Linked DNA regions of Homo sapiens: region 2 is linked to region 1. Evidence: read pairs that join two places in POLR2A ChIA-PET (ENCODE). Cell type or tissue: OCI-LY7. All regions are shown on one strand.

Region 1 (2,500 bases):
GTTTAAGGGGCAAAGTATTTTCAAAATATTTTCATCCATTGTTTCCAATAAATGGAAGAAAGCTGGAAGAAGAAACCACCTCCTTGCATGATATATAAAATTTTGGCTGGGCGCGGTGGCTCCTGCCTGTGATCCCAGCACTTTGGGAGGCCGAGGCGGGTGGATCGCCTGAGTTCAGGAGTTTGAGACCAGCCTGGCCAACATGGTGAAACCCCATCTCTACTAAAAATAGAAAAATTAGCTGGGTGTGGTGGTGGGCGCCTGTAGTCCCAGCTACTCAGGAAGCTGAGGCAGAAGAATCACATGAACCCAGGAGTCAGAGGTTGCAGTGAGCTGAGCTCACGCCACTGCACTCCAGCCTGGGTGATAGAGTGAGACTCCATCTTAAAAAAATAAGAAATTAAACAACAGCAACAACAACAGCAATTCTGTCTCTTTTATATACATCGATGACGGTGGCATAGAATTGTAGAACATCAGAGCTGGAAGGAAGCTTAAATATCAGTTCCTCTTTCCTATTTTATGTATCAGAAACCTGAGAACTAAGGAAGAGAAATTATTTGTTTATTAAGGAAAGAGCTGAAACTAAAACCCATTAAGACATTTAAATCTGAAATAGATGTCATACATATTCCATACCCATTTAGAATACCTACAGATGCCACATAATCACTACTCTGTCCTTCCAAATATTTGCAGGTGAGTGGAGGCATTTGCCCTTTTATGCATTCTCTGTGGTATGGCACAGAGTTGATTAGGTATGGCAACAAAGACATGGTCTGGATGTGAATTCTAGAGTATTTAGACAAAGGGCATTACGCTTAGAATAAAAACAATAGTTTTCATGCTATTGAAAACATTTTAAAATATGTTTATTTAGTAATAACATTTTATTTTAATGAATATAATTTCACTTATAACATATTCTCCTAATACACGATTTTTAAAAAACAGCTTTTTGAGGTATTATTGACATTCATAAACTGCACATATTGACAAAGATTCTCTCCTTGACTAAACTCCAGCCAGGCTCCTCCCAGCCCTCTTCTTGACCAGGCCTTAACCTTGGCCTATGAAGACTTGAACAAACATTAACATAGTTTCTAATAGCTCAAGGCTGCAAGCCTAAGATGACCCTAGCACCCTCTTAAAATACCTGCCTGAGAAAACTCCAGGCTGCAAAAAGAATACTTTCTTGTAGCCAATCCTAAATTAGGGCCCCCGTCTCCCAGTCTCTGTGGGAGGATAGGAGCCTAACTTCTGTGTCAGTTAGCAAAACCAGATGAGTTTCACATGAACCAACCCTGCTTCCTGGTTTTTATTTCTCACTTCCCTACTCTACCGAGCAGCCACTGTCCCCTCTTCTATTCCCTCATTCTCCCCTTACAATGCCCAGTCACCTCTCTAGAAATTGAAGTTGAATTCAGTTTACACTGGACCCTTTTCCCTATTGCAATAGTGTATTACTGATTAAAATCTGTCCTTACCACTTTTACTAGTGTCCAGTCTTATTTATCTTTGACAGTATTTAACGTGTACAAGATAAGTTTTGACATCTATATATATCCAATAAATCATTTGTATGTCAGTATAGTGAAAATACCCATCACCCAGCATTTTCCTTCTGCCTCTTTGTAATCTTCTTCCTCCTCCTCCTCCTCACCCTATTCCCACCCCATCTCCCATCCTCAGGTTACTACTTAACTATAGTTTTTATGTTCTAGAATGTTAAATAGGTATGTACGTTTTTTGTCTGATTTTTTTCATTCAACATAGAGATTCTTCTATGCTGTTGATTTATTAATAGTTTATTTCTTTTCATTGCTCAATGGTGTTCCATTTTATGGATATCCCAGTATTTTTTAATTCACTCATCTGCTGATGGACATTTGGGTTGTTTCCAGCCTTGGGGTATTGTAAACCAAGTTGCTTTGGTCATTCCTGTACAAGTCTTTGTATGGACATATGCTTTCTTTTCTCTTGGGCAAATACCTAGGAGTGGAATGGCTGGGTTGTATGGTTGGTGTAGAAACATGATTTTTGAATGGCTGTATAGAAGTCTTTAATGTAGATATTTCATATTTTTAAAACAATACCCTATTATTGAACATTTAGACCTTTAGATTCTTCACTATTGTTGCAAACGATCTAATTTTTTGGCTTAGCAATGTGTTTATAGATATTCAACTTGGAAAAATAAAGCCCAAGAAAATGAAAAGCGTGGAAAGGGAATCTGGAAACAAAGAGCATGTTCCTAAATCATTTTGAGTTTTTCAATGATCGCAAAGTATTTTGTGTCCTCTCCTGGGAAACAAAGTGGCATGAATCTTTAAATGAATCAAAATTTTAATTTTGATTTGGAGTTTATTTCGCAACCAATGGAGGGTCTGCGGTTTTGCTGTCGAGTTTATGGGACCATGATTTCATCCTAACATTCCTTATGAGGCGATTGCAGTAAACTTGGGTGTGGCCTTTTGTTTCTGGGAGCTATAATTAGCCA
Region 2 (2,500 bases), 79 kb before region 1:
CAGGGGTTAGTAGTGAACCTCAAGTTATATCCTTCCAGCTCTGCAACCAAGCAGAACACTGTATGTAGAATGTTTCTTATTCACTAAAAAATGAGGTCCAAATAATTAATTATGAAATATTTGAGCCTAATACAAAAGCCAGCTTTTCTTTCAGATGTGAAGCCCTAAACAGAAATCCAGAATTCAAAATACACAGAATGAAAAGACATTAACTAGATATATGTTTCTAGCATAAATATGTCAAGAGAGGGTATTCCATGTGCAATATGCTTATGTGCTTAATTAATCACTGAAATGAAGTCTATATTCTTACTAAAATCTTTGTAGATACCAGCACCTAGGATTATCCTGAAGACACTGACCAACAAAACAATTCCAAATAATTGAAAATACAGTACCAAACCCCCAGTATGCAAATATATACACATACTGAGCAAATACTACAGATGAATCCCCCTCCACCTCCCATTTAAAAAAAATAAAAGGATCGCTTGTCAGAGCTTGAGAAAGTGCAGTTTTATTTGACATTTCAATAAGTGGAACACAGCATTACAAATCCATCTAACTTTACTGAAACAATTATTGAAATTCGTACCTTCAGGCCATGTATGTTCCGTTCCCCAGGAGGCTTGCAGGCTGAAACAGTAATTGACTAAATTGTAGAACACATCAGGGCCATTTACAAATTTGCTCAAAATGAATCGTTTAAAAAGAAATGAGGGTGACACCAAAATTAGCAGAGAGAAATGATTGAAAAGTGGCTCCCAAGACCCAAAGTGGGAATTATGAACCAGGGTTTTAACTTGCAGGAGTGAGCATTTATAAATGCAAAGAGCTTTCTGACACCACCTCATATAAATTCCAATTTCTGCTTAAAACATATAAAAATCAAGTTAACTGAGCTAAAATGATTAGATTCCTTTCATAATTCAAATTTCTGCAATCTGTCCTCATTCTATTACATTGTATATCTGCTATCACTTAAACTACTTTGAAAAGAGCTAAGGGATTTTTTTGTGAGCAAGCGGGGTGAGAAAAGGATGTTTTAATGCCAAAAAGATTGCTAGGGATTCTACGATGGAACATTCTAGTTTGAATACTACTTTGCACAGCCATAAGCAGTCAAATGTATTAAAATACAGATATATAACTAATTTTATTACATTTCTTGCAAATCTTGACATATGCTAAGATTTAGTCCTAGAGATAAGGCAGTGCCAGGAAAAAAGAATATTAATTTCCTGACACCATCTTGAGTTACAGGTTAGTACTTTTCCAATTCAGCAAATGCTTCTTCAACAAATGTTAAAAATACAAAAGCCTCCTGCCCATGTTATAGACTGCTTCTATTTGAAAACTATAGTGCCCTACAAATTGTATGTTAAGGGGCCATCAATTTTGATTGATTGTTTGGGGACGAATTAATTTGATTTTTTTTTTTTTTTTTTTGCTCCTCTCTCAGATGTACATGTCGTTTTCCTGTTTCTGACAACAAGAAATAGAGCTGTTTAATAATAAGATGTGGGTAATGACTGGGTGCAGTGGCTCAAGCCTGTAATCCCAGCACTTTGGGAGGCTGAGGTGGGCTGATCATGAGGTCAAGAGATCAAGACCAACCTGGCCAATATGGTGAAACGCTGTCTCTACCTAAAATACAAAAAATTAGCTGGGCATGGTGGCGGGCGCCTGTAGTCCCAGCTACTCGGGAGGCTGAGGCAGGAGAATGTCGTGAGGCAGGAGAATGTTGTGAACCCAGGAGGCAGAGCTTGCAGTGAGCTGAGATCACGCCACTGCACTCCAGCCTGGGCGACAGAGCGAGACTCTGTGTCAAAAAAAAAAAAAAAAAAAAAAAAGGAGAAGATATGGGTAATAATTACAAAACACTGCAGTTGCTTTCATTTTGTATATTCCAAATATACTCAAATTTATTATGTTATTTTTCCTAGAAAATATATCTAAACCATAACAAAATGTTTTTACTTGCCTTTCTAAAATGCATTAAAATTAAGACTCAAAATCTTCTTTCCTTAAAATGGAAATTAACCTTTTGAACTACAGTCACATGCATTTGACGTCTGGTCCTTGAGGGACCATCAATACTTCCTAAGACAACACTTCAAAATATTTCCACTGAAGTAAGCAGTGCATTCATAAATTTCATTTAAACAAAGTGGCTAGCCAAGGAATCAGAGACAAACATCAACTCTTATCTCTAACCTTAACATCTGCCTCACTCCTCAATTGACTTCTCAAACTTTTATAACTGGAGATGTAAACAGCAGTCAAAAAACCCAGTAACCTCATATTTCCTAAAGTTATCGGGTCAGGAATTACTATAAAGCTAGTCAATGTTCACACTTATTAATATTTAACATATCTTTTAACAATGTAGAGGACTTAGCCATGACCTGGGAGTTACTATCCAAGGCAACTGTGCTACTTGGAATGAGGAGAACATGTTATTACATCAGAATTATGGCCAGGCATGGTGGCTCATGCC

The links. Peaks named below come from ENCODE experiments on the same cell type or tissue, not always from the same donor. Only the 100,000 strongest peaks of a DNase experiment are listed, where the experiment ranks them.
Region 2: POLR2A ChIA-PET joins it to region 1 with 5 read pairs; 2 of 35 experiments call an interaction of 5 or more read pairs at or near these places.

The regions. Positions count from the first base shown.
Region 1 is chr15:67,504,968-67,507,467 of GRCh38, reverse strand. The region is part of intron 2 of IQCH-AS1 (IQCH antisense RNA 1); the gene reads left to right. Among named protein-coding and RNA genes, the nearest start is that of C15orf61, 15 kb to the left of the region's middle. In OCI-LY7, no CTCF peak of the experiment used is centred here; a DNase peak (open chromatin) is centred at 1,297.
Region 2 is chr15:67,584,026-67,586,525 of GRCh38, reverse strand. It overlaps MAP2K5 (mitogen-activated protein kinase kinase 5), which reads right to left. Exons shown (of 22, transcript NM_145160.3): 5 at 596-636. Among named protein-coding and RNA genes, the nearest start is that of MAP2K5, 43 kb to the right of the region's middle. In OCI-LY7, no CTCF peak of the experiment used is centred here; no DNase peak of the experiment used is centred here.